Regions from separate parts of the Homo sapiens genome. Here region 1 is linked to region 2. A link is a loop called in an ENCODE intact Hi-C map of the cell type or tissue named here. Cell type or tissue: sigmoid colon. All regions are shown on one strand. Links, peaks and the distances in the headings refer to the core of each region. The heading gives the core; the rest is flanking DNA.

What was found. A loop is a pair of places that touch in the nucleus more often than their neighbours do. Peaks named below come from ENCODE experiments on the same cell type or tissue, not always from the same donor. Only the 100,000 strongest peaks of a DNase experiment are listed, where the experiment ranks them.
Region 1: a loop joins it to region 2, with 2.2 times the contacts of the local background. A loop is called at or near these places in 7 of 110 quality-filtered maps.

The regions. Positions count from the first base shown.
Region 1 is chr3:172,310,690-172,320,671 of GRCh38, forward strand. FNDC3B (fibronectin type III domain containing 3B) reads left to right here. Exons shown (of 26, transcript NM_022763.4): 11 at 139-192. Among named protein-coding and RNA genes, the nearest start is that of GHSR, 130 kb to the right of the region's middle. RefSeq lists an enhancer at 3,997-4,895. In sigmoid colon, for the core only: no CTCF peak of the experiment used is centred there; DNase peaks (open chromatin) are centred at 5,022, 5,232, 7,542 and 9,186; H3K27ac peaks cover 5,251 bases.
Region 2 is chr3:172,251,287-172,261,268 of GRCh38, forward strand. FNDC3B (fibronectin type III domain containing 3B) reads left to right here. Exons shown (of 26, transcript NM_022763.4): 6 at 1-255. Among named protein-coding and RNA genes, the nearest start is that of GHSR, 190 kb to the right of the region's middle. RefSeq lists a silencer at 4,822-5,017. In sigmoid colon, for the core only: no CTCF peak of the experiment used is centred there; DNase peaks (open chromatin) are centred at 5,185, 7,665 and 8,126; H3K27ac peaks cover 2,243 bases.

The DNA.
Region 1 (9,982 bases), core at 1,427-9,426, 59 kb after region 2:
AACGCAGGAACCATCAGCTTTATCCCCCTGAGGGGAGAGCACAGGACTATCATAGACACTGTATGTGAGCCAGGTGGGTAACTCATAAGTTTTGTCTGTGAACAACTTTCTCTAATCTCATGTTACTATTTTTTTTAGGCACCAATTGACAACGGTTCAAAAATCACCAACTACCTTTTAGAGTGGGATGAGGTAAGCTTATTTTCATATTCACCCATCTAAAACACCATTTCAAAAACAAAATTAACTGAACAAATGCCATCTTATTCTTTTATAAGACATGCTAAACACAGAAAAAAGGAATGCTAGTAGAGAAATTTAAATCAATAGTTATTGACTATGGAAAATGAAGTTAGATTGAAGTAGTATTATGAGTTGTGTATTGAAATATATGTACCTGGCTTATTTGCAAGCACTACTGCTGAAAGAAAAAAAGTGGGGTCTTATCTATTTTGGATCTCCAGTGTCTAGCCAGCCAATAATTTGTATTAAAAATTGACTGCTTTGTCATCTTGACTGCTCAGATGATTTTGATAAGGTAAAACACACTGCCGCTTGGAAAGCATAATTTGCTTTTCCTTTTTGAATGCCATGTATGTACTTTGGTGTTACACTGTTGAGTGGCCTCTGTGAGAGCAGAGCAGTACATAGAAGTCACATTCTACCCATGTGCGAGTGCCCTGTGGGTTAGAATGTCCTGTATCGGATGCCCCCCTTGCTGTTCATGTCACCAGAGGCCCTTGGAAGGTATCTACGGTGGAGTGTCCTTATTCTCAAAGCCACTGTGTGCCAACTGGTGGACCCAGTGCATTTCTGGCCTAGCTAACTCTACACACAGAATCTCAGGCAGGAAACACTTGACCTAGAAGCCTTTCATTTCTAAAAAGCAACTGTAGGTCGGGCGCGATGACTCACGCCTGTAATCCCAGCACTTTGGGAGGCCAAGGCAGGTGGATCACGAGGTCAGGAGATCAAGACCATCCTGGCTAACACGATGAAACACCGTCTCTACTAAAAATACAAAAAAAAAAAAAAAAAATTAGCCGGGCGTAGTGGCGGGCGCCTGTAGTCCCAGCTACTCGGGAGGCTGAGGCAGGAGAATGCTGTGAACCCAGGAGGCAGAGCTTGCAGTGAGCCGAGATCGCACCACTGCACTCTAGCCTGGGCGACAGAGCAAGACTCCGTCTCAAAAAGAAAAAAAAAAAAAAGCAACTGTACTTTTTGTTCCTGTAGATCTTAATTGTATTTATTCATTTGCCCCCACTTTATGCTTTCTCTGGTTGAGAAATTGGCTAAGGATTTTAAGAATAAGAAATGTGGAATTTGGGGAGAAATGCAAGTTAGCTAGCCTTCGTGACTTAAATTTGGAGAGATTGAAAGATTTAGAACTTAGGCAAAAAATGACTTGGCAAGTATGGAAAAATATTTTAACCAAATGTAAAATGAAAACTGGATGGAATTCCCATGATGAAATTTTGATGTGAAAGAGAGGTCCGTCATCACTTTCTGCAGAAGCATATTTTCCCATCTGGGTTGCATCTGAACAGCTAGAGTTCCAAGTTACCCAGAACAACCGTCTGTTGTTCTTAGGATCGTTTCGAATAGCTTGTACATGCAGGTTGGTAAAATCTCAGCCTTAACCCGTACATTCTACAGATTAGGTGGATTTCATTTTAAGGTGGTTAATTAGAAAGTGAAACCACCTCTCCAGCCCTTAGAGGTTTTTATAGTCAGTCAGGAATGTTGGAAAGAAACTCGAATGACCTGTGAGCATATAGTAACATCTTCCCATCTCTTCCTCTTTGTAAGGACAGGTGACCGTTTAATGAAAGTCTCTTTTTATATGTTGATTTGTTGCACTCACCTTGTTTTTTCTCATGTCTCGAGGTTCACCAGTACAGAAAAGGCATTTTTTTTTTCAGTTATCTTCTTAGGGCACTGTGTGTGTATGTGCGTGCGTGCATGCACACACTCGTGCATGCATATGAATCCTGTGTTTTTTTACTGCTTCTCTGCCTAAGACCGTGAGTTCCTAAGTTAAGGAAGGCCAAAAAAGTTGAATACATACCTCAGTGGGAAACCTCCAAAGAAAACTCGGGTGCTGCAGGAAATGGTAACTCAGTTACCATTGCTCAGTTCCTCATCCCTTCCCTTAGAATTTGAAGTGAGAGTGTCGTAGCTGATGATGCTGAGAGGAAGGATGCCACAGCCTCTGCTGAAACAGGACAGGCCACGTCTGATGACTTTTTATGTTCAGCATGGTCCATTACAGGCTAGCGGTCAAAAAATGTTAAATGGCTGAGTTTTGCCCTCTACCTTTCTCCTACTTGATCTCCTTCCAGCTTTTCCTCTCACTTTTCTTAATTCCCTTCCCTCTTCTTTCCCCTTTTTCTCTCCCACCTTCAAATTCCTGCTGGTATCAGCTCTGTTGAGCTTTGCTGAAGATTCCAGGTTAATCGACTCTCATCCACCATGGATCTTTTGCCAACACAGGAATCCTTTTACATTCTGTGGCTTCATGTCCACTTTCTAGACATCTCCTGCCCCCTCAATTCTAAGGCACTCCCTTGCCTTTGGGTGCAACGAGCTTCCTGGCAGGAGAGGATAATTGAAGGAACACCAAGATTAGGAAATATGGGTTCTGTTCTGAGTTTTATGCTGGGCAGCTTGACCTCTCTGGTCCTTAGTTTTTTCCATCTGTGAAATGGTGAATAGATTAGTTCACCAGCTTGTGTGCATTTACATTATTTATGCTCTCACAAAACAGATTATTTAGGATTGTCTCTTCTGACAAGAGAATATTTGGAATCATTTTCACTGTTCATTAATTATTTCAGCATTTATGGAGTGTGCTCCTCAGTAGTCCACATTGCACATTGTCCTGTGAGGGATCTGTGACGTAGTAAAGATAACTGTGATAGCTGTGATAGCTGAAAAAGCAAACGTACGCCTATCCTCTTGTGCTTTTAAGCAGACACAAATAAAACACGTTGCCATATGCTTCTCAAATTGTTCTGTCCAGTAGCTTCTTTGCTTTGTATTATACCCCTCTCATTTCCCATCCCCTTATAAAGATGAAAAAATGGTGCTATCGGGTTTCCTGGCAATGAGAATTCAAGCAGTAGTAACAAGTTCATTCCTGCCCATCCTGTCATTTCAGAAGTGAAGTTTCTGACAGAACAGTCTGGCAGTCTGTGTTTCTAAATTTAGAGCTAAGTTGAGGATCAGTAGCACTCTTGAGAGTAGCTCACTTGGGTTGGTCTTTGGGTCCCACATTCCTATGCTATACAGGCCTTAGCTTCAAGAAGGAAACAGGAGAACGGCATCTGGTCTGTAGGAAGTGTGAACACATAAGGCTCTGGCCATCCCTCTGAATCCTTCTGCTGGTAGTTTCTACAGCCAGGTGCATCTCTTTGGTACCAGGACTGTTTCCAGACTCTGCCTTAATAGAAGGCAGTGAGGCAGGAGAATGGGAAGTGGATGTTTTGCTGGAATCACCCTTTCCCCACCCCTCCCCTCTCTAAGAGCCACAGCTCTCCCCTCCTCTCCTCTTCAAGGATATCTGCTCCAGCCACACACCCATAAACCTGTCTGCCATCCAGGGGGCTGAAGAAACAAACTTAGATTGCAGAAAGTTTTTGAGGTGCACAGAGACACAAATCACTGCCTGAGAGTGAGACAGTGCTGCTCAGAGTCTTGAAGAAGGTTGTGTTCAGGCATAGCACTCTTCCCTGTCTCTGCTCTGGCACCTGGTCTGAGAATCATGACTTTGAGGTGAGGTTGCCTCATCTCCATATATGCAACCACTAATGTCCAGGTATCCCCTGCAGCCCCATATTTTTATTACAGTATAACAGCATGGATTAGAGTTCCAGAATACTTTAGTCTTTTGTTGTTTGTAATCACCTTTGCAATAAAATGAGTAGAGTAAAATTTTGAAAGTGTTGGTTAAACAAGAAGACAGGGCATCAAGCCCAGCTTTCAAGCCTCTTAAAAAAAGACTTGCATGGAAAAAGAGCAGCAGCCTTTATTTCTGCTGAGATTAGGAATGCTGTGCCGAGTTGACCTTCATGGGAAGATCCACCTTAATCAGCAGCTAACTATATGCTGGGCTCTGAAGTACAAGGGCAGGTGGAACCCTAATGGGGAGCAGAAAACAGAAACGCATTACAGTACAGGGGAAATCTGATCCACCATCTCTCCTCTCTTAAATTCACTGTCATTAATTTTGCATCACTGTAGCATAGAATTCACTTGGAAATTACTCATTAATAGTTCTATACTAGGGTTAACTGCCTGTTATTTCTCCATTAATAACTAACTAGACAACATCTTAATTTTTAAATCAATACAAGAAGTTACTATGACTATGAAATGGTAATTAGCAGCTAAAAACGGAATTTACAGCCGGGCGCGGTGGCTCACGCCTGTAATCCTAGCACTTTGGGAGGCCCAGACGGGTGGATTGCCTGAGCTCAGGAGTTCGAGACCAGCCTGGGCAACACGGTGAAACCTCGTCTCTACTAAAATACAAAAAATTAGCTGGGCATGACAGTGGGCGCCTATAGTCCCAGCTACTTGGGAGGCTGAGGCAGGAGAATTGCTAGAACCCGGGAAGCAGAGGTTGCAGTGAGCCAAGATTGCACCACTGCGCTCCAGCCTGGGCGACAGAGCGAGACTTGTCTCTGAAAAGAAAAAAAAGGAATTTACAGGTGTCATTGGCTTTTCAGCTGTGGCCTTCAGTTTCGATTTTCACCTGAAACAGGTCAGTTTTTATTACTTGAGAAGGTGTGGCCATTCCTTGCCAAGTTCCCTTGTGGTGACTCGTGAGCTTTAGTGTTTAGAGCCATGGGGTTTAATAACTGACCCCGCATTTTTGTAGATTTTTAGCCGCTTTCCTCCTTCAGGAGACACCCCATTAGGAGCAGAAAGGCAGAAGGTCATTTTCAAGTCTTTTTCACTTGAACGTTAGATGAGTCACATCACATTTTTATTTCAGTGTCCCCGCCCCCGTGTTTACACTTTAATCTACAAGCACTTGTCATTCTGATGGGTAGCAGAAAGCAGATCAGAAGCTCCTAAAAAGGAGCTTGGTTAACAGCAAAACAATGACTAGATGCTAGATTTTTCAAGGTATAGGTTCTTTCCACAATGGAGAGTCAGTGAGAGGGGGAAGGCGGACACCATGCTTGAGACACTATACCCGTTGGCCGCACCCACACTAATCCCTTTGACTGCCCATCTTTTTTGGGCACCCTTCCAAGCTACATTGACCCTGCATTGCTTCTCTTTTCCTTCTTCTTTCTTCTTCTTTTTTTTTTTTTTTTTTTTTTTTGAGATGGAGTTTTACTCTTGTTGCCCAGGCTGGAGTGCAACGGCACAATCTCAGCTCACTGCAACCTCTGTCTCTCAGGTTCAAGCGATTCCCCTGCCTCGGCCACTCGAGCAGCTGAGATTACAGGCGTCTGCCACCACACCCAGCTAATTTTTATATTTTTAGTATGTTTCACCATGTTGGCCAGGATGGTCTCCAACTCCTGACCTCAGGTGATCACCCAGCTCAGTTTCCCAAAGTGCTGGGATTACAGGTGTGAGCCACCATGCCCAGCCCTGCTTCTTTTCTTGATGACATATCACTATCTAGCAGAGGTGGGAGTTTTTCTCTAGAAGAAGCTATGGGAGAAGGATTGAGGATATAGAGGGCTCTAGGTTAGGGAAGGGCTTTTAGGAAAAAAAAAACTAGGAACCTCTGGGTTGAGTCATTCATAAATGTCTGCCCAGTCTGTTTTAATGTTCCTAAACAGATCGTGATCTGGCCTTATTCTTGAAAACTTGAGTAAAGGAGTGAATTTTAATGGGCAAATAAGAACTTTTTATTTTAGAAAAAATTAGTTACATAAAGAAAGTATTTATGCAAAGTTGGCTTGTTTTAAGTTCTGCCTTAAGATATTGTTTTAATTTGAACCATACAGAACACTAACTGGTGCTGCTGCAGCTGTCAGAACAAATACAGGTCACCTAAGATCTTGCTATGAATATGTGGCATGGATTCATATTGATGATATATATCAATGATATGATGTTTATCTAAAGAAACCTGAATTAATCGTCTCAGCTTTGTCTCTGTCTTCATCCATTTTGTGCTGCTGTAACAGAATACCTGAGACTGGTTACTTTATAAAGAACAGAGATGTATTTCTTACAGTTCTGCAAGCTGGGAAGTTCAAGGTCAAGGACTTGTATCTGGCAAGGGCCTTCTTGCTGTGTCCTCCCATAATAGAAGACAGGAGGGCAAGACAGCGCAAGCGTGAGAGAGGGAAGGGAACCAAACTCGTCTTTTTATCAGGAACCCACTCCTGTGATAACAAACTCACTCCTGTCAAAATGGCAATGCATTTGTGAGGATAGAGCCCTTGTGACCTAATCACCTTTTCAAGGAAAAAAAAATGACCACCTCTCAACATGTTGCATTGGGGATTAATTTTCTTTTTCTTTTTTTCTTTTTTTTTTTTGAGACAGAGTCTTGCTCTGTCGCCCAGGCTGGAGTGCAGTGGTGCGATCTCAGCTCACTGCAACGTCTGCCTCCCGGGTTCACGCCTTTCTCCTGCCTCAGCCTCCCGAGTAACTGGGACTACAGGCGCCTGCCACCACGCCCAGCTAATTTTTTTGTATTTTTAATAGAGACGGGGTTTCACCATGTTAGCCAGCATGGTCTCGATCTCCTGACCTCGTGATCCGCCTGCCTCGGCCTCCCAAAGTGCTGGGATTACAGGCGTGAGCCACCACGCCCGGCCGGGGATTAATTTTCTAACACATAAACATGGGGGACACATTCAAACCATAACAGTTTCTAGTTACTCATGGTATACCCCAAGCAGGTAATTTAACGCCTTAGCCTCGGCCTTTCCACTGGAAAAACAGTGTCAGTTATCTCACGGGTACGTAAGACTGAATGAGATAAGTTGGACAACAGCCGATTCAGTGTAACGATTGTTCCATATTGTTGATATAAGTTTACCTAAGCAGATGCTAAGATCTGAGATAGGGACAGTCAACAATTAGAACAATCATGTATAAGGAATATGACATTCTTCTGTCAGGAACTTAAACAAGAGCCCTGAGGTTTATGTCACTTGTTTGAACTAAATAAAAACTGATGTTAGTGCTATCGATGGATGTTAACTTGCTATTAGCCTAACTTCTGGACATGACATGCAGGGCACAGAATAACCAGAAAAAGCACTTTGTGGGAATGTGACTACTGGAGTCCCCAAAAACCTTCCTCACTTGTGACCCAGCTAGCCCAAAAGGAAGTTCACATCTGGATACACAGAATAACCAGAAAAAGAGCTTTGTGGGAATGTGACTACTGGAGTTCCCAAAAACCTTCCTTACTCATGACTCAGCTAGCCCAAAAGGAAGTTCACATTTGGTTTCCCTGGTGACTAATGAGCCAACACAGCTGTAAAACACAGTGGACTAAGAATGAAACAGATGCCACAGAAATCAGGGGAAGCATAATTAAAAGTTGAGAGAGGAGAAAAGGCCAGCAGCCGGTAGAACCCATGCCCCTGGGGAGCCATTAGCAGGTCAGGCCAGGCCAGGCAGGCCCAGCAGTCCTGTCACAGAAACCTCCTGAAGCAGGTGGCCAGCCCCAGATTGCAGCTTCTTGGACTTCTGTATCATTCAGGAGGAGCCTTGTTTAGGGATTGAGTTGGCCCCGTAGAAGATAATCAGTAAGAGATCAATTAATCAGACTCCTGCTTAGCTCAAGTGTTGAATAGTTCATATGGATGATCTCTCATAATCCTTCTGAGTGAATTTGCACAAACCTTTTCTGGTTAGATAACAACTGTTCTGAGAATGAAGGGAATGGAGCAGCTACAAGCACAGTAATTAACTAGGTCCCACAGCATGGATGAAGAGAGCCCCCTGAGAATTTGCTTGACTCCAGCTCTCTAAGGTGCCACACTGCCTTAGGGTGGACAGTGTGTTGGTTGGTTTCATGACAAAAGCCAGGAAGGTCAGCTTTCATTCCCCTGCCCAGGCCCACATGCACTTTGGTCATTCTTGGCAACTGTGGGGATTGGAAAGTGGGGTTCTAAGTTCATTTTGGCTCTGTCCATCAGAGACCATCTTTCACATGAGTGCCCACTGCCATGTCTTACGGTTGTTTCAGAAAGCCAAGAGAATTGCTGCCCCACTATAGCTGCTATTGAAGGAAACTAAGCCAGGAAGGATTGAATAACTCAGAGGCATCTTTAGGTGCCACTTCATGATTAAAAGGAGCCCCCTCTTTTAGGGACCTCAGTCTCAGAGATCCACACACCTGTAGCAGATTCTCTGCCTTCTCTCTTTTACCATTTCTCGCATGTGTACATGATGAGGTTGTGTGTTTGGGAAGCAAACTTGATGTGGAGCTTCTTGCTGAGGCTAAATTATAAATCTCCTCTTGGTTCCTGACACCTGATTTATCAACTCGCCTTTGTCATGGCTTCTCATCGTGAGCTGGAAGAAGACTGCCTTGGGCCTTCACTAGGTGGATGGACCAACCCCATCCATCCCTTGGTTCATTTGTAAATTGTACTAACAGTCTGTTCTGAAATTAGGCCCTCGGCTCCCTTGCTCCCCCTTCCCTGAGACAGTCTTAACACATCGATCCTCTCAAAGCATTTGAAAACAGATGAACCTCAATATTTGGAGAAATACATAGGAAAATTTTCTTTGTGTGTTTGTTTAAACCAGAAGACCTAGTGATCATCCTTGGCTATTTCAGGCAGCCAAGCCTCCCCTCTTACAGAAAAGCTAGTGTGCTGAGGGATAAAATGCCTCCCTGTTTATTTGGTAACATGGAACCACAAATCATCCCACCCACTTTTCTTACCTTTGAAACATCCTCTGTGCCAGAGCGTGCAATAAAATGAAAGAGGCGTCCCTGGGGGAAGAGTGGGGTTTGGCACGAGGAACTTCTGAGTCCACCCAAATGCAGAGTGTCCCTCCCTCCCTGTTAGGAGCCTCTTATATATGGTTATGCTGAACACATACGTGCTCTTTTATTTCTGAAGCCAACATTGGTCTTTGATGTTGCCTAGGATCAGCCGGTGCTGGAACAGCTTCTAAATATAGACACTCTAGCAGACTAAATCTTAGAGTCTGGCCGTAGTTCAGTTGGCCAGTGCAACTTTATTTTTTATGTATTGTTGCCGTTTCTGACAGGTTGAACTATACTATTAACAGAGAATGGCCAGCCCAGAATCCTTCAGCCCATGTCTGGATTCAGCAGCCATGGGCCACAAGCACGTGACAACTGATAACCAAATTCATGGAACTTATTTAGCAGACAGTCATCAAACCTGGTAAGAGCAGCTCAGGAAGGCAGCAGGCATGGCTGTGGAAGAATCTGAAAGAGGCCGGGCTCAGTGGCTGACACCTGTAACCCCAGTACTTTGGGAGGCCGAGGCAGGTGGATCACCTGAGGTCAGGAGTTTGAGACCAGCCTGACCAACATGGTGAAACCCTGTCTCTACTAAAAATACAAAAATTAGCCGGGCATGGTGGCGCACTCCTGTAATCCCAGTTGCTTGGGAGGCTGAGGCAGGAGAATCGCTTGAACCTGGGAGGCGGAGGTTGAGGTGAGCCGAGATCATTCCACTGCACTCCAGCCTGGGTGACAGGGTGAGACTCTGACTCAAAAAAAACAAAAAAATCTGAAAGAGAAGGAGGACAGTGGAAAGATACCACACATCAAGAAAACATCAGGAGGAGTAAGTCACAAGACCAAAGGGAGAAAGTTCACCATGAATTCCAGCATCCTTGTGTTGGCCATTCTTAATCTTGTGCCAGGAATGAAGCAGTTATAAAGAGGAACAGGAAGTATCGTTTCCAATCTATTAATTTAAAAGCAGTTGAAAATATCAGCCAGCTTCATCTGTTAGTGCCAGCGGTGTTGGAAATACCCACTTCTAGTGTTGTTAGTGCCAGG
Region 2 (9,982 bases), core at 1,417-9,416:
CCTACATCACCCGAGAAGACCAGTACAGCAAGCCTCCGCACAAAAAACTGAAAGACCGCCAGATCGATCGCCAGAACCGCCTCAACAGCCCTCCTTCTTCTATCTACAAAAGCAGCTGCACAACAGTATACAATGGCTATGGGAAGGGCCATAGTGGTGGAAGTGGCGGAGGCGGCAGCGGTAGTGGTCCCGGAATTAAGAAAACAGAGCGACGAGCAAGAAGCAGCCCAAAGTCGAATGATTCAGACTTGCAAGGTAATACTCAAGATGTTTGCCATAGAGTGAATTATCAAGACAGAGACATCTCAAATGATGTTTCCACATCTTTTACATGAGAATATTATTTCATGGTGGTTGGTTGTTCTGCTAAGAATATTTGAGTAGACCTTCTTTGATCTATTTCTTGGTAAGGAAATAATATTGCATTGTTTATTTTTTATTAATACTTCATGGCAGAAATACTACATTTTGGTCACAGATGCCATGCAACTTTGCACTTAATAACAAATATTTGAAAATCTTTTCATGTTAGCCTACTTCTGTTGTTTCACTCTCTGAATAGACAGATGTGGAAGAAATCCAAAGATAATTTTTCTAAAAGTGTAGGCTAGTTTAAATCTCAAAATAATTATACCTCATAAACCATACGTAATTACTTCCTTTCTGTAATGAAATCTATCATTGAATCACAGAAATATGTTTCTGTTTAGTTTTGGCATCAGTTATTGTCTCATACCACCTTTTGCCTGTGAATTAAGTGTTCAGAAACTAAGAATAAGATGGAAGAATGAGGGCCACCACATATAGGTAGAGAAACATCAACTCAGAATGGCATCTGTCTTTTTGTAGATGAATCTCTTGGGTAGATCAGTTCATTTGGAGGAAGGTTTATGTGTTTAAATGAAGTTTTGGAGGTAGTTTAGAGAGAACCTATTTTGATGCCACATAAGGAAAAACAGTGGCTATTTCTATAGGCATAGGGAAGAATGACTTAAGTGAGGCAAAAAAGGTAGCATTTGGATAAGGTAGGTGAGTTTATAGATATAAATGACTGGAAAACAAAGACTTGAACAACTTTTAAACATAAGATCAATTATTTCAAGTAGATTCCCTTTTTCATTCACAATCACATTCTCACAGACACAGTCCCAGTTTCTACCTGACTGAGATGCAGTAAGGAATCTGATTATAACACTCATTGATTATAACACTCATTGAATTTATGGATTCCTTACTGCATCTCATTCAGGTAGAAAAAGGGACTGTGTCTGTGAGAATGTGATTGTGAATGAAAAAGATGGAATATGTGTATTTTTGAGTGTCTATGGAAGAGCTTCTGACAAGAGAGAGGAAGATTAGGTAAAATGAAATATCGCCGTCGGCATTTCCCCCTACGTTATTTGGGTGAGTGAATTTCAGCCTGAGAGAGGAATAGTAAGATACAGTGAAATGTGAATAGATCATGTGTTCTTTTAATTTGAATTATGTATTCTTTTCTCTATTTTCCAAACTCTGCAATTATCACGTTATTCTTATAACTCTTAAACAAAACATAAATCAATATCATACAAAAGAAAGCAAAGATTCAAGAGACTTTTACACAACTCTTAAGGGAAGATGCTGGGTCTCATATAAAATAATTTTTAGTCAAATGATACTGTAATTTCTAAGTTTGAAATTAGTTTATTAGCAATGTTACAATTTAACCATGACTATACAAGAACTCATACTAAAAAAAATTATGAATAGATTTTCCTGAAGAGAATTTTTATCCGAAGAAAAACGAGAGAGAATGTATAAATTGTCCAGAGAGCTTACGAGGTTTGAAGTACTTTGATTACTTGACTCATTCTTTAATAATTTTCACCTTGCCTTGCACCAAAACTGATTTAAGGGAAATGACTTAGACACAAAGAAGCAGATAAAATAAATGTAAGCATTAAGGAGCCGAAAGATGATAAGGGAAGGAAAATATTAATAAGATGAAGCAGGGTTCCAGTAGCATTGCTTGATGTGAGCCATATATTTTGTTTTCAGCCTCCTGGTTGTCACAGCAAAAAGGCAAACGTGAATCACATAGTGTAGACGAAGAATAAAACACTTCTTGTTCATGGGGTCCATCAAGTGGCTCACAATGTTTCAGTTGTGTCTGCCTCAAAATGTGGTTGTTGGCTCCTAGGATCCCAAAAGGCTTTTTCCTTCTTTCTCATCCTTACAGTGTATCTCCTGCTGGAGTTTACTGCGGCTGACATCTAAATCTGTGCCCCGGAAACAGACTTCTTAACTGATTCTTAAGTTTCCAGTGCCACCTGATTAATCTAAAACTATACTTAATACTAGTATGATAAACCTAATAGGTTCATATGTGGTTTGCACAAGAGTAGAATATATACCTAACCATAACATGTGACTTGTGTGTGTTTTTTGTTTTTGTTTTTTTTATGTAATGTTTTACTTAGGTTAAGTTGTTCTCATGGCCAGAAGAGAGAAATCTTTTTACTTTTTTTTTTTGAGATGGAGTCTTGCCCTGTCACGCAGGCTGGAGTGCAGTGGTGTGATCTCAGCTCACTGCAACCTCCGCCTCCCAGGTTCAAACCATTCTCCTGCCTCACTCTCCTGAGTAGCTGGAATTACAGGCATGTGCCACCACACCCTGCTAATTTTTGTATTTTTGGTAGAGATGGGGTTTTGCCATGTTGGCCAGGGTGGTCTCAAACTCATGACCTCAGGTGATCTGCCCACCTCGGCCTCCTTCTTTTTACTTTATAATTCCTTTGCCTTTGAGTTAATTTGCTTGAATAATTTAACTTTTTATCACTTACAAAAAACAAATCTTTAAAAAAAGACTAAGTTTGTGCCTGGTCCTGTGGTAAAACTAAGCACATGTAAAAGAAGCAAACAACTCATGTTAATATAAATACATGTATTAAAAAGATGCGGATACCTTAATTTCTCTCTTGAGGTCTAGTTCACTCAGTTAACTATGCTTCAGAAACTTTAAAGCAATAGAGATTCATGGACTCCATTTTAGACCTACTAAATCAGAATCTTCATACCACTTTTGACTTCATGTTTTTTTTTTTAATCAAACCTCCATTGGGGATAATGTATAATCAGCCAAGATAGAAAATTATTATACTATCATAGTAATAAGGATGGTTAACCAAGTTGTACACAGTATGGAATAGGGACTGTATCTGTTTTATTCATCATTCTCTCCCTCCTTCTAGTACCTGACACATAGTAGGTACTCAGTATATATTGTTAAATGAGTCCTGTTTTCTTAATTGCCTTGTTTTCCAGAGTAAGCCTTCTTTTTGAACACACAAAGCTATTGTACCATTTCCTTTTCCTGGAACAAAGTGTTGCATTGCTCAAGGAAACTGCTCTGTGGCTAGCCTCCCCTTTCATTTACTGTTACCTTCAGGAAAACAGGCATGACAGAGGCCCATAGTACACTCTGAGAAATATGGGATCTCTGTCTTCTTGCACTCCCTTGGAGCTAATGGTGTGATGTGAGCCGAGAACAGTTGGGGCTTTAGTATTAGACATATAGTACTTGGCTTAGAATTGGGCTTTGTTACTTACTATTTCCTTTTAGTTTTCCCTGAATTTCCATGTTCACTTTGTAAAATGGGCATTTTAATTTCCATTATTAAATATTAAAAATACCCTTGCTTTAGTTCTTAACACTTTAATATAATGGTAACCCTTATGACTTGAATATTCTTGTCTCTCTCATCTTTAGGACTCCTGTTATTATAGGATCACCTCTCATCTGAGATAGCTGCCTCTCAAAGTAGGCATCTCTCTACTCTCCATCTGGCAGCCTTTTCCCTTCCCTTCATGCTCCATTCCCCTCACCCCAGCTCCCTACATTTCTTCTTTAAGCCAGAAGTGGCTTCCTTTGCTTAAACCCGTCTTATATTTTGAAAGCTAAACCCTGCATTCCTGGACCACTGTCTCTGAAAGTTGCTTCCAGGCTCTTTTTTTTCTTTTGAGACGGAATTTCACTCTTGTTGCCCAGGCCGGAGTGCAATGGCGTGACCTCAGCTCACTGCAACCTCTGCCTCCCAGGTTCAAGCGATTCTTCTGCCTCAGCCTCCCGAGTAGCTAGGATTACAGGCGCACACCACCATGCTTGGCTAACTTTTTGCATTTTTAGTAGAGATGGCGTTTCACCATGTTGGCCAGGCTTGTTTTGAACTCCTGACCTCAGGTGATTCACCCACCTCGGCCTCCCAAAGTGCTGGGATGACAAGCGTGAGCCACTGCGTCTGGCAAATTTTTTTGTATTCTTAGTAAAGGCGGGGTTTTGCCATGTTGGCCAGGCTGGCCTTGACTCCTGGTCTCCAACTCCTGGCCTCAGCCTCCCAAAGTGTTGGGATTACAGGCGTGAGCCACTGTGCCTGGACACTTCCAGGCTCTTTTAAGAAAGGTTGCCACTGGGTAGAAACGTACAGATACCTTGGGGTCCTCTCTGGTGGAATTGGTACCAGATCTCACACATCTCCTCGTCACCTCGTCCTAGGGCACTTCCAGCTCTGAGTGAGAAAGAACTCTGGTGCACAGCCTCTTGGGACTTCCTTTCTCATGGTCCCTGGTGTCTCCTCATACGTTTCTTAGGATTTTCTTTGCTCCCTCTGAACCTTAAGAGACTGCCCAGAAGGGCCACCTTATGGTTTAAGATGTGTGATTATTCATTTTCCTCTCCAGTGCATCCTCTCTTGTGACTACAGTTAAATAGATCTCAACATTTTAATTCCTTCCTTGAGAACCTTTGTGGTGCTCCCCACTGTCTAGAGAATAAAGTCTAAACTGCATGATATGACACATACTCACCTCTTGTGGCCCTTCACATTTCCCCACCAGACATGCGGTGTTCTGCCCCATTTTGTGAATATGCCTCATTCCCCTTTTTTGGCCTGTCCTTCCAGTTCCTCTGCCTAGCAAACTCCAACTCAGGCCTTCAAGAGCCAGCTCAGTTATCACCTCCTCTGTGAAGCCTGCCTGTCTCTCCAACATATTATGATGGCAGATAAGTTAAGGGAAAATATTTCAAGAGTTTTTGCCTTCCTTTTCTCTTCCTCTCCCAGCATTTCATTTTAGAACAGTGCTTGGGCATCCAGTCCACAGATGTTCAAGGACAGGAATGGAAAAATTTGTTCTTGTGTACGGAGTATTATGCAAGAGCTGGGCCTTGAGCCTGTTCTGTGGCCAAAACCCAGTTAAAATAGTCACATTGCCTTTCACTGCAGAAGCTAAAGAAGTTTCTGTTGCTCTTCATTGAGTGAGAAGGAAGCTTCATTTCTTCCATTTTATTCTTGATAAAAAAACCAAAGCACACAATATTTTAAGGAAGTTATTGAGTGGGATACAGTGAGTCAGGATCCAGTTTTCTAACTGAAATCCTTCAATTTTCAGCCAGTTATAGCCCCTCAGAAAGCAGTTAGGTTATCTGCTAATATTGTTATAGAAATAATTAGGTGAATTTAGAGTAAAAAACAAAAGCTTTGATGAGGATCCACTGTTTAATTTTAAAAGACCTAAGTAGTCTCAATAATATGTATGTGTGTGTGTTTGTGTGTATATGTGGGCAGATGGTGAAGGGAGAGGAAATCAAGAGTGTAAAGTCACAATTTCCAAACTTTTTTTTTTTTTTGAGACAGAATCTGGCTCTGTCGCCCAGGCTGGAGTGCGGTGGCGCAATTTCGGCTCACTGAGACCTCCACCTCCCAGGTTATAAGCAATTCTCCTGGGATTACAGGCACCTGCCACCATGCCTGGCTAATTTTTGTATTTTTAGTGGAGATGGGGTTTCGCCATGATGGCCAGGCTGGTCTTGAACTCCTGACCTCAGGTGATCCACCCACTTCAGCCTTCCAAAGTGCTGGGATTACAGGTGTGAGCCACTGCGCCTGGCCTCCAAACACTTTTTTATGTATAAAAATTTGCTGTGTGCAGTTGACATTGTTGACTTTCACTTTGTTCCTGGGGCTTACCCTAAGAGTGAGGATGTCTTTTTCATATATGACTTTTACATTTTAAAAACAGAATGGAATTGTAAGATTTTAAATAATCGGCGTTCTGGACTGTGTGACATAGAACATGTCATTTCACTAAGCCGTGGTTTCCCTTTCAGTAAAATGAACAGGTGAGTTACAGTCAGTGATTTTCAAAATCTTATCAATGAGCACATTGCCTCTCTTTTCAGGCAATCTTGTGTGGATTACCAGTTTTAAATACAGTATCCCTTCACCCCTACCACATCACACGCATTCATACACACACACACACACACACACACACACACACACACACACGCACTCTGAAAGCAGACAGCACTAGAACTCCAGTGGTTTGAGTGGAGGACCTGGGTCCTTGTCACCCTCCACAAGGCTTTCCCAGGGATCCAGCCCTCACCTGGGTCCTGGCTACTCATGGGCTCAGACCAGCAGTATCAGTACCATCTAGAAGCTTGTGAGACATGTACCCTTATGACCTGCCCCAGACCTACTGAATACAGGCTGTGTAGGTGGGGCCCACCAATCTATGTTTCATCAGGCACTCCAGGTAATAATAAGCCACAGTAGCATTTGAGAACTGCTGGCTCTTTGAGTGCCAAGCAATTTTTAACCAAGATTTTAAATGGCAGGGGTGGGAAAGCGGCGGGTGGGAGGCATTCAGTTGGAACACTTGGTTTAAGTTGAAGTATGTTCCTTGTACTATCTGTATCATGATAAATATATACTAGTGATGGAAGAGTTCCTTTTGTGTGACTAACATATAGGTAGCAGCTTATGTGAACTCTTCTAGAAGTCATACTGCCATATGGGAAAAATTGGGACAAAGTGGCAAGAATTCCAAATACGGAAGAAAATGAACGTACAGCATACTCTTGGCATTTGACCTTTGGAATTGTTAACAATCCAAAGACTCAGTTGCATTTTAGATCACATTCCACGACATAGACTCACAGGTTCTGGTTATGATACCGAAAGCCAGTGATGAGGGCATTATTCTTGTGCATTTGTCTTTCAGAGTTCGCAGATTGCTTTCTGACTCCAGCAGTGTTCCTTATTACCGGTTCTTTGTATTCTAATTCTTTCTCAGGTGGTCCTCCCTGGCATTTTTTCTCTTACTATTCTTATATTTTGTGATCATTGCTCAGAAACCAGAATCAGACTACAGCTTTACTTCCCCCAAAGCAGCAAGAAAGTGTATTCACAATAACAGTAATTATTCATAATGAGAAGTCACAGCGCACCAAGGTTTGGGATGGCGTTTTTTCCCTCTGGGGGTCTGAGACTGTGGATATTTTTGGGTCCTTGGAGTCTATCCTTTTGCTGAATGGCTTGGGCTCTGGGAGGGCATAGCAGCATCCACCTGCGCAGGGCTGACAGTGGTTTCCTTTGTCTGGAATGACGTGCTTAATGTTAATAAGGTCTGGAATGTTGGGAGTCAAGACAGATTTTCTTTTGGAATCTCTTTGGTCTTGGCTCCCTGTAACAGATAATGCTTGTGCTTTTCTGTTTTCTGATTAAAGTAGGATATTTAGTAGGGCTTTTGCACTTCACAAGTGGCAGATTTCCTCTTTCTCTTGTAAGCTTTTTCTGTCTTGTGAGCACATATCCTAGGCATGCTCAGACGAGGTGTTTTGGAAGGCTGGAGTTGGCAGGGTTCTTCTTTTCCCCCAGAGTATCTGCTTCCCTTACTGCATTTGAACACTGTACTGTTTCTAGATACATTTTTAATATTGCTTTATCTCTCAAGTCTATAGGTGATGATGAATCCTGTGTTTTTTCACCTGTCTATAGCTGCATATAAATTCTGAGTATTGCAAAAATATCAAGAAAACATGAGAAAAGTTAAAAGTGAGCTCAGGTCAGTGGAATTCATCCATCTGGCTGCCAATTACAGTCTGAAAAGTAAAAATAGTCCAAACAAGCCCAAATAACTTTTATTTTTTCAAAGGACAGTGGGGACCCCTGGATTAGAATGCAAGAGACATGAGGCATTCTTCTTGGCAGGAAACTGGACAATTAACATCGCCACTTCCATTTCAAGCGTAGGCTGCCAGATCTCTCTGCTTAGTTATAGAGGCCTCTGAGTGACTCTAGTTAGGGGCCGAGCGCACTTGAACGCCTTGCAACTGTCTATGTGTGGGATGGAGATAGTTCTGGGGACAGAAGCCTGTTTCATAAGGAGCATGCTGCTCATTAACATGCGCTTTCTGACTTGGGCCTTATCCTGCAGGCCCAAGGCTGGAGAAATCAAACTGTGAATAACTACTTTTCTGTAAGACCCCTTTATGATGATTTTTTTCCCTCTTACTGGGATGTTGATTTTACTAGTGCAAAGGCAAATTTACAGCTCAACAAAGAGGAAACCATGGTGGCCCAAATTGTTAATTAGTAGAGTATATAATTGTCTTTATTAAGTTACATCACTTATCCTATCTTTTGCCTTTTGCCCTTTCCCCCTCGTATTTTTGTTGCAATCTGGAATGTTTTAAAGATGTTTACTACATGATTCTTTCAACAGGCAAAATGAGATATTTTTGTCATGTCAAGTTAAGAAGTCTTAACCCATTAAATCATACTTGAAGCTTCACATTTTTCACTTGCATATAAAGACAAAAAGCATGCAAAAATAATTCGTTGAGTTTTCTTTTGAAATGAATGTTCACCAGAAGTTTGAGGTCAGAATTTTGATTAGTTTTTACCATATGTAGTACTGAACTCTGTAAACCCATGTTATTTTCTCTGCCTTTTTGCTTTCTTGGGAACTGATCATGACAGCATTTAGATGACATCAGAACCCATGTTGGTAAAATAAATGTCATCCCAAAGAACCCTTTAAACAGCAGGTATAAGTGATGATATGGTTTGTTTCTGGTATATTTGTAACCTTCAATTTTATTGATTTGAAACTTCTATATGTTATTTCTTTCATTTAGCTAAGTTGAATTCTGAATTTAACTGGGTTAGAGATCGTCATCACAAAAGTGCCATACTCAGAAGCATATTTAAAATATGTACTAGTTGGGACCTTGCAGATCTTGGTTTAGTCTCAATTCAGCCACTTGGGAACTATGTGCCCTTGGGCATGATAGTTCATCTTTCAAGGCTTCATTTCTTTCTTGTATGTAGAAAATAGGGGTAATTAATGGCATCTCTTTCAGAGGACTATCATCAGCTCTTAGTACAATTTCAGACACTAAGTGCTTTAAAAATGTAGTGGTATTGGTGAAGAAAGACCATGAGATTTTTTCCTTGTGAGAACTGCTTTCTGTGGGCCATTTTATTATAACCTCAGCTTGTGAGCATGCCCATCAGAATGCTGTTGGGCAAGGCGTCCTGCAGGCTGGGTCAGTGTTAAGTAATAGTGAATGCCAAGGACTTGAGATAGGGGAGAGTTCAGAGGGGCATCCACTCCCCAAAAAAGGTTCTCGGACTATTGCCAACCCACAAACAACCTGCTGAATTCTGGGCAAGAATAAAATGCAGTCCTCTCTCCGTGCTTTTTCCCTGTCACCTCTCTGGTTGAATTCTCTGTGTGAGCCCACAGAATGGGGTCTGACAGGCCTGCTTGATTCTGTTTGAACCCACTCAGCAAATTAACCACTCTAAGTTACTTTGCTAAAAGGGGGAGATTTCAGGGGACATTAGCTGGAGGCGATGGGCAAACAACAACTTCTCTATATTTATTTTTCTCCCACCCACATTCCTTGCATTAGGGCAATTAGTTAAGCTAGATGGATAAACTAACTGGGTAACCCACTAAATTTCCAAGTCTTTCACAACCTTTCCTTACACCTGGCAACTTGTACACCATGTCTTCCGCATTCTGTGGGCTGCATAGACCTGCCCTGCTACATTGCGGAAGGGGTCAGCACTAGGTTTAAGTAGATCATGGGGGTGGCGAGGCATCATGGAGGCTGACTACCAGGTATGTCGAGGTGGAAACCATTTCTGTTAAT